2 separate regions of the Homo sapiens genome follow, and region 2 is linked to region 1. A link is a loop called in an ENCODE intact Hi-C map of the cell type or tissue named here. Cell type or tissue: A673. All regions are shown on one strand.

Region 1 (5,000 bases):
CGACTAGGCCTCTCCCCTGGTCCCCATCCTGTCTTTGGCCTGCCTGGTGTAGTTTTAGGAAGAGTCCTGCCAAGTCAGTTTATTGAGAATACCCTCCCTTGATACCTGATCACCCCTGGTATCTGATGAAATTCATTTTATCCTATCTCCTACCCAGTTTTGGAATCCCTAAAACCTCAACTTGTAGCTCAGTACATTATCCCTTCCCCTTACTTTTAGCTGCTTAACACATTTTATGGTAATCACTAATTCATCACATGGAAGTGAATAAGAACCATTTAATATGATTATCTTCTCCATTAAAGCTGTCATCATAATTAGAGCTGCAGTGAACTGTTTGCCAGGAATTATAACTTCTGCCAAGAAAAACTTGGGTGTCATTTTAGAAAAATTCTTAGGTGGGGGAGGAGGAGATCAGGGCCATCTGTGTGGGGATCCAAAGCTGAATAATGATAAGCAAAGCCCCTTTCTCCTATTCTCTGCCAAACTCTGGCCAGCCCTCCAACTGGACCTTGCCAAAGACTTTAACATGAACTAGCTTTCAAGGTAGTCCAAGAAGCACACCCTCTCAGGGGAAGAAAGCCTTTGGAAAAGGCAGCAACAAATAAACATCAGGCCTCTGTACATAAGGCTTTCTAAAAGTTGTTCCAAATGGTTTTGTTTGCTACCCCACTGTTTCCAGGGCAACCACCTAAGCCAGGACAGAAGTAGAAGGAGACATGAGGCTAGAATGGGACCACCCACTGCAATTCTCATTTTTATCCTGATGGCAAGAACCTTTATATCGACTCAAAGTGTTTGTCAGGCCTCTGGCTGTGAATCACTGGAATAACATTTTGCCCTGATGGAAGTGTGTCACAGGCTGCTGCTCCCACATCCCCCCCATACTGAGGTGTTTTTAAATGGAACCAAATATCCCAGGGGAATTTTCTCTGCACTACTAGCATTGCTTTGTTGCACATTTTTAGATTACACACTGTAAATTATAGCTGAAGAAAATACAGTATGCTAATTTCCTCCTGCATGTCTTTGAGTTATTTTTAGGAAAAGTGTCTTTGGAATTCAGCTTCTCAGGTAAATGTTTAAAATGAAGAGAATAATAAGACTAAGGCAGAGGGATGCTCCAGGCTCAGACCACAGCTGTATCACAGTCTGGCAGTTTGTAATGAGCACAACTTGCACGTCCAGCATGGATTTCAGCTGCCAATAGTGGAAGAAGCTCTGGACTGGGCATCAGTAGATTTGGGTGTGCATGCTGATTATGCAACTTTGGATAAGTGACTTTGGAGGAATTTGTGTCATGTTCCTAAGTCTTGACTTCCTCATCTATGGAATAAGGGTGTTCAGCGAGATCTCTAGAGTGCTTTCCACTTCTCATACTCCACGGCACTGTGTGCTAAACTAAGCAAAACGACCTCAAATCACATGAGTAGATTGTGTTGACTATCTTTAAAAAGAATGAATAAACTCAGGCCAGGCGCAGTGGCTCATGCCTGTAATCCCAGCACTTTGGGAGGCCAAGGTGGGTGGATCACTTGAGGTCAGGAATTGGAGACCAGCCTGGCCAATATGGAGAAACCCCATCTCTACTAAAAATACAACAATTAGCTGGGGGTGGTGCGCACCTGTAATCCCAGCTACTCAGGAGGCTGAGGCAGGAGAATCGCTTGAACCCGGGAGGCAGAGGTTGCAGTGAGCTGAGATCACACCACTGCACTTCAGCCTGGGCGAAGAGTGAGACTCTGTCTAAAAAAAAAAAAAAAAAAAAAAAGAATAAATTTAATCTGTGAACATTATAAATTCAGGAGCATAAAATACTTCAGCCTGCGTTCTTCATGATCTCTTACTGCACTGAGGTTGTTAATTTTTTCACGTGGTGTGCTGGATATCTCCCATTTGCCCTTTAGATCCACGTTCCATCTTTCTCCACCCTGGCAGACTGTCCTATAAGGACTACAGCACACGCTTGTGTCCTGTGGCTTCTAGGTGAGCTCAGCAAATGTGCAGAAGTTTGAAAAAACAGTTGAGTGTAAGGTTGCTCCCTCCCTGCACCTTGCCTGTGAGGTTGCCATGACTGCATTCGGCAACCAAAGGTCACAGCTCCAGTAAAGCACCCTCTCTACCTAGCTGTCTTCAAATTTCCATAATAGATTCCTCCACTTGTTGCTTCAGGTCTAGGGGCACTGTACGACCCCTGTGGTTCTCTATGCCCAGTCTATATTTTTAAAAACTCGTTTAGGCTGGGCATGGTGACTCATGCCTGTAATCCCACCACTTTGGGAGGCCAAGGTGGGAAGAATCCGAGATCAGCCTAGGCACATAGCGAGACCCCGTCTCTAAAAAATTAAATAAATAGAAATAAAAGATAAGTAAAAACGAGTCTTTATTTATTTATTTATTTATTTATTTATATTTTAAGGAGGGTCTCACTCTATCACCCAGGCTGGAGTGCAGTGGCACAATCCTGGCTCACCGCAACCTCCGCCTCTGGGGTTCAAGTGATTCTCCTGCCTCAGCCTCTTGAGTAGCTGGGATTACAGGTGCCCACCACAATGCCTGGGTAATTTTTTCTTTTTTTCTTTTTTTGTATTTTTTAGTAGAGACAGGGTTTCGCCTTGTTGGCCAGGCTGGTCTCAAACTCCTGACCTCAAGTGATCTGCCCGCCTCGGCCTCACAAAGCGCTAGGATTACAGGCATGAGTCACCGCATCCGGCCAAAACTAGTCTTTATTAAAGTCTCCCCAGAGTTTCCATTGTGAATGAGCCTTCTGTTTCCTGCCGGTGGTACGCTGACTGATACACCCAGTTTCTGGGGATTACGGGTGTGGCAAGACCACAAAGTCCATGGTGCTTATTACTGAAATACATAAATTTACCTTGAATGCATCCTTTTTTTTCTCTTTAATTGCGGCTTAGAAACGATAAGAATCTCTGTGTACTGCTGCTTTGTTATGTAGTATTTGACCTCTATCCATGCTCGTATTAAACAAGATTCAGAAGCAGATAATAGAAACCATTCTAGTAGTTTTAGCAAGAAAGGATTGGCTACAGGGAATCCCATGCCCACAGTTACAGGGGCTGGAGGAGTGGGCTGTGGACTGGGTTCCAGAACAACACTAGAGAGCTCACCTGTCTAGAGAACTATCTCTGCAACAATCTGGAAGCTGGGGATCAGGAAACCACTATACCACTCACCAGATCCTAGATCACACTGCCTTGCCACAATTTGGCAATCAGAAAATTGTGGACTCAACTGTTGGCCCCAAACCATACTGTAACAGATTCGTACCATCAAAATGAAGGCCTGGGCACTGCCTTCCTTCCTACCTGACTCAGTGCTAACTTAAATTTTCACACAAGTACATCTTATTGGTGGATCCTAATCATATTCCTAGCTGTATGAAAGTCTGGAAAATGTCACTTTTAGTTTTCTAGCCTCTGCAGTATAGGAAGGCACTCTACAAGAAGGGTAGAATGAATTCTGTGCAAGCCCCTCTGCTCTATCTGCCACAAAATTATTTCAAAAACGTGAACTTCGGGCATTCAAAAAAGAGCAAAATTCAAATCTTTACTCTAGGATTTATTAGCTGCGTGACCTTGGACAGGATGCAAGGTCCAATATTACTCAGCCAATTTTTCCTCTGTACAATGGAAGTATAATATATACCTCACAGAATTGCCATTCATTCATTGATTTATATCTCTATCAAATTTTTACTGATTTTTACCTTAGTACCAGAAGTTTTAGTTGAAAGTGACAAAAACTAATTGGTTGATTAAGCCAAAAAGAAAACTATTAAAGGATATTTGGTAGGTCGCAGAATTGCCAGGAGGGCTAGAGAGCCAGGCTCAAGGATGAACTTCCAGGATACCACCACAAACAGTTGTCAGGACTAGCCTGAAGACACTGCTACTGCCTTCACCTCCCAGCATTCAATGCTACATTTTGCACCGCCAGCAGGAACTTTACTGACACAAGCACTACTGCCAGCCCTGTTATAGGAACTCAACAATGCCACCTCTGAAGGCCAAGTGGCAGTGGTGTCACTCTCACTGGCAGAAATGGATTCCATGTGGCATTACTTTCTCACATTGCTCTCATCTCAAAGAAATTTCACAAGGATGTCTGATGGGGCCTGAGTCACATGCTTGTGCCCAGCTAGCTACAAGGGGGGTGAAGAAAGCATAATTTCTGATATCTAATTTGGGGAGGAAAGAAACTTCCTAACCAAAAGGAGAGTGTTCACAGGTGCTGAGCTCCAGACAAAATAGACTACACCTACTCCAAATGGCTAAGCAAAAAGGATATTTATTGGCTCTCATTCTCTTTCTTACTCTTGTTCTTACTTTGCTTTCCTTTCCCCGAGCTTCATTTTCAGGCATTCTCTCCCTGGTGGCAGGTTAGGCCCTGAGAGCTGTAAACTTACGTTCTACCAGCCAAGCAATCCCTTGGAAAGAATGTGTCTTTCCCAATCATTCCTTCAGAACTCTGTGGCTGACTCTATTGATCTGACTTGGATCACGTAAGCTTTCCTAAATCATTCACTGAGCCGAGAAGATGGAATAAATTTACACACAATTTTGGGTTACATGCCAACCAAGCTGTAGAGGTATAGGTTCAGCCCTTCTAGAACTGTCTGGCTCAAGCATCGCGGAAGAAAGTTTTTATAAAGGAAACTTGGGATACTGGCAGGTGAAAACAATTATTGTCCACTATAATCTCCCAAGCTGTTTGATATCCATACACACACTCTCCTTCTCATACATGCAGCATCATCATAATTGTTATCACCTGCAATAGTGCAACTCTTTTACATACCTCTCAAAACTCCCTCCTTCCCCAAGTGCTAGGCCAGTTACTGCATCCACCTCTCAGCAACATGCATTATTCTCAGGTTGGCCCAGAATAGCTCCTTGTGTATTGGCAAACTGAGGTTAAATGATAAATTTAACCTGATCTACAATGGTAGAAATAGGTCAGGTTATCTTAATTAAAGAAAA
Region 2 (5,000 bases), 170 kb before region 1:
AAACTGTAAAGCAGTGAAGATTCCATAGTTACCTAACAATGACTAGTCTTAAATGCAAATAAAATAGCAGCAACAAGAAATTTTCTCCTCTCCCTGTTTTCCTCATGACACAGGCAGACACTCAAAGCTTAAACATTTATTCTGAGGACACAAACCACGCTCCTCAGATTCTGTTAGTAACATTTAAAAGTAACTAATTAGGCCAGGCACGGTGGCTCAAGCCTGTAATCCCTGCACTTTGGGAGGCCAAGGCAGGTGGATCACCTGAGGTCAGAAGTTCGAAACCAGCCTGGCCAACATGATGAAACCCTCTCTTTACTAAAAATACAAAAAATTAGCCGGGCGTGGTGGCGGGCACCTGTAATCCCAGCTACTCAGAAGGGGCTGAGGCAGGAGAATCGCTTGAACCCAGGAGGTGGAGGTTGCAGTGAGCCCAGATTGCGCCACTGAACTCCAGGCCTGGGCAACAAGAGCGAAACTCTTGTCTCAGGGTGGAAAAAAAAAAAGCAACTAATTAAGCTCACTAAATATTGCATTACTGCATGTTGCAAGTAGATATCAAAATTCAAGTATTGGCGTTATCCTCAAAAACTTATTTATTAATTAGTAATATTATAGACCAAGATTCTTTTATTATCAAAAACAGCCAAAGATCTTCAATAAATCAATAAACGAGTTCCTTAACAGAAAACACTATAGAAAACTTTGAAGATTTTTTGTTTCATCCCAAACAAGTACATCCTGCTATGTATTACATGTAACTAATTTTGTCAGAATTATACTTAATTCACCTATTTTATAGGTTAACAACACATCTTACAAATCTAACGAGACAATTTTGTCATTCATTTTGGGCTAGGGTTTTCTTTTTTAAAAAATGCAGACAAGTATTTAGTAAATTGTGTTTAAAAGATACTGTGTATATAAGGATATACATAAGGATACATAAAGTAACTTCTGTTGTGAACAGCCTCTTTTTAAAACTTTAATTTTACTCCAAAAGATATGCAGGAATGTAATACATTATAAAACTTCTGGAAGATTTCTATTTCTGGTTTCTGCCATAATAAATAGTAGGGGTTTAAGCTGAGCTGCTTTTTTGACTTAAAAGATTTTTACACAGTCAGCTACTTACAACAGGACATACTGTAATACCAAAATGGAAACTACTTAATCAACATTTCCTCAAGAAAACACAGATCATACATAAAAGCCTATAAGTGTAAAGTTTTATTTCAAAAAGTAGCATTTACATTTTATTTATCAACAGAAGCTCAAATTTTTTCTCTGGTTTTGTCACCATATTCAGTTAATTTTGGTCAACATTGATAACATACACACCAAAAACCAGAAACGTAAGCAGCAATATAAGGTAATTTATTTATAATGTTAAACAAAAGCATACTTTCTGTAACCAACACAGACTGCTGGTTACAGAATAATTATGATCCTGTTCTCATGCTATGTCTTTTTAAAACTGTTTCTTTAAAGGATTTAAGCCATTCAGAAAACCCAACAGTTTGTGAATCACCCAATACAAAAAATTTCTTATTTCAAGTTTCAAATTGTAGTCATCTATAGCATTACAAAAGAACTGACAAAAGATCAAAAACTGCTGGGTGATCTCAAAATATCCCTCTTCCCTTTCTGTCCACTCCTCAAAACACAGTTTAAATTGATAAAAATTAAAACCTCTTAACTGAAATTCCTTCAGCCTCACAGTTGGTCCTGTTGGTTTTACTACGTATAACTTCTATCATCTAAGAAAATTTGCAGGAAATAAATTTTTAGTCACTGAGTTCTTCATTTAAATAGGAAAAACAATTACTCAGAATTAAACACGTTATTGTAATAGGCTTCATGAGCTTTGGTGTCCTAAAAAGAATCATTAAAACTAGATTTCATTAGGTAGGTACTATGGGGTAAATAATGATATACTCTAAGGACCAGCTTTTCTTCACTAAATGCTATCTGTTCTGTAACCTTAATTTACATGGCTCAAATTTATTCATACATTTTTATAAAGACAGGAACTACGGTTATAAGCACACTTATTTTGCTCTTTGGTATGAAAAAGTAGAGTTTGATAATGCCAATTTGCTACCATCTACGTATCTGGATAAATTAACCAGCTAAGTCAAAATAAGCCATGGTATACATATGAAGATTGGTAGGCCCGAGGGAAGTAACTAATTTAGTAGCCAAAATTAGTTTGGCTTCTGACTCACAATTTTAGTAGTCAAAATTAGTTTGGCTTCTGACTCACAATTTAAAATAATCCTTTGCAATATTCTTCATTTAATTGCCTCATTCTTTGTACTTCCTCTTCACAATGTCTAGGCTCACTTCCTAAGAGTTTTCTTGCAGAAATCAGCATTTATTGACCTCTCAAAGAACACACACTTGCTGTTGTCAGCAAAGAACACGGGATTGGAGAAAAAGCATTGTAGAAGCACTGGAAGGAAATAAAAGTGTATCTTCTCATGAAATAATGTTTGTTCAGATCTGGGACCTCAAAGAAATACTGAACATTTTGATATATAAAAAGAAATTATGTGCATTCCAACCCAAGAGTTCATTTCCTCTGACTGATTCAGGGCCTGACTTTTAGTTGCTATAATTGAGTAGAAAGATAATTTCTACCACATTTACTGGTACTTAGATGGTTAAGCAACATTACAGCCTCAGTATTTTTCACGGTGTCTTAGCACAATCTTACAAAGGTTCTTAACAAACAAAAGTACAAGCCTCTTGAGGTCATCTGAGATCTTATGGGACTTTTCATAATGGTAGGGTGTTAATCCCTATGGTCTGGCCTTTCTCCAATTTAAACCATTACCTAAACTGCTTACCTGAACTCCTATTACCTATTCAATTGGCTCACACATCCTTCATTCTCAATCTTGAACCACAGACCTTGCACACATTTTTTAACAGGCAAGGTAAAATGGCTTCTTTGGGTGCTTAACTACTACAGAAAATGTTTCTCACTCCAGAAGAATTAGTAAAACAGCAGTTTAAACTATACTGTGCTATGACCGTTTGAATTTTTTTTACCATTATTTTGTACGGTACACAGAACACTCTAATTGTCTGTGATTTTACATAGTCTTGGAATTTCAAGCTTTTATCTCTGACAAGAGAATTTGTTCATGATCAGCTTACGTGCTAAACACAGCTGTGAAAGTGCAATTAAGGTCTTATTTCACACCATGTTAGGTACCAAACCTGAGCTAGCACAAGGATGAAACAATGCTAACAGGCCCGGTTAACCACTCCCCTTGTCCCAACCATCCACCTTTCTCTCCCTCTCCACCCTTCACACACACACACACACACACACACACACACACACACACACACACCATGCACATGCTTTTCCTAAATTTGTATATAGTTGTATGCACATATATGTATAATGTATAAATGTGTTCACGTGTTTATACACATAATTTCAACCAGAAACATATATGGTTCATAAAGGTGAAAACAGAAGAACAACGTATCTTTCTCTCTTCACAAGAATAGGTTCTACATATCCTAAGAAACACTAAACAAAAAGAGGTCAATAATCCTTGATCCAAAATTCTTCTTCTTCTTTTTTTTTTTTTTTGAGACAGGGTCTCACTCAGTTGCCTAGGCTGAATTGCAGTGGCACAATCATAGTTTACTGCAGCCTTGACCTCCTGGGCTCAAGTGATCCTCTCACCTCAGCCTCCCAAGTAACTGGGATGACAGGCATGTGCCACCCTACCCGGCTGATTTCATTTTTATTTTTGTAGAAACGGAGTCTCATTTTGCTTCCCAGGCTGATCTTGAATCCTGGGCTCAACTGATCCTCCTGCCTTGGCCTCCCAAAGCACTGGGATTACAGGTTTGAGCCACCGTGCCTAGCCCCTTGAACAAAATCCTAAAATCCACAAAGTTCTAAAGACTAAAGTTTTACATAACTTATTTGACGGTAAAACCTGACCTGAACTGAAATGCATATTAGTATTTTTCAATTCAGAATTGCTGATATATTTGATTATAGGGTTCTGCAATAGATCTCTCTAGGAAATGTTACATAATATATAGTATTTACCACTAATACAGTTTTTAAAATTCAGAATATTTTGGATTCCAAGGCAAATCCAATTTCAAGGTTTGAGGCTAAAGAACTGTGCAGTAATATCTTTGTATTTTAAAAAACAGGTTTATATAATTATTTTCCCTCTACAGCTTTCTTGCAAAAAGAAATGCAACCTTCTATCAGTTCCATTCACAAAAGGAGAAAGGAAGGAAGGAAAGAAGGAAGGAAGCAAACAAGCCACAATAAGGCTCATGTCTTTAACTTCTCTCTCTAATAGTTACCAATCTCTCTTTTGCCAAGAGAGGCTTACAGTGGACTACAGGCAGCAGCAGCAGTCAAAGAATGACTACGGGAGACAAAGGTAACAGGACAGAGTTGAATACATATCAAGGTTCACAGAAAATAGGCATGCCAGCAATTCTGAATCATTAAGAATGTCCCATATTCTCACTGCTACTACTATTTCTAACAACAACCTTGTGTAAGAATATTTTGTTTCTCTCAATGTGCTTCCAAATATGTCATCTGACCTTCATATACTGTGTAGTCCCTCAATATGACCATTTTATATAATTCATTTGCAGAATTGTTACATATTTTAATCCCAAACTAACACCTACCACATATTTACTACCTACTCTGATGCTACTTCAAAAGCAATTCAGAATGTATATCTACTACAAGGAAATCAGATAATGTATGGTAAGACAGACTATAAATGACTTCTCAATTAGCAGTTACTTTTTGAATTAGATGAGCAACTGTTTCTCTTGCAGATATAGAATTTGTTTTTAATTAAACCAATTTAAATCACTAGGAGAGAAGATTCTATTTAATCTATTTTCTACAGAGAACGCATTCTTCCTCCTTGAAAGATTAAAGTATGGTTTACAGAATCAAGGTACAAATTTAATTTTTTTCTTTTAAA

Evidence for each region. Hi-C counts contacts between places; a loop is a spot of excess contacts. Peaks named below come from ENCODE experiments on the same cell type or tissue, not always from the same donor. Only the 100,000 strongest peaks of a DNase experiment are listed, where the experiment ranks them.
Region 2: it touches region 1 in a loop (4-fold over the local background); 5 of 110 quality-filtered maps call a loop at or near these places.

The regions. Positions count from the first base shown.
Region 1 is chr15:56,813,244-56,818,243 of GRCh38, reverse strand. No RefSeq gene overlaps it. Among named protein-coding and RNA genes, the nearest start is that of LINC03065, 71 kb to the left of the region's middle. RefSeq lists an enhancer at 3,951-4,120. In A673, no CTCF peak of the experiment used is centred here; DNase peaks (open chromatin) are centred at 353, 763 and 2,763; H3K27ac peaks cover 1,015 bases.
Region 2 is chr15:56,982,615-56,987,614 of GRCh38, reverse strand. All of the region lies in intron 3 of TCF12 (transcription factor 12), which reads right to left. Among named protein-coding and RNA genes, the nearest start is that of TCF12, 66 kb to the right of the region's middle. In A673, no CTCF peak of the experiment used is centred here; a DNase peak (open chromatin) is centred at 2,404; H3K4me3 peaks cover 1,003 bases; H3K27ac peaks cover 3,693 bases.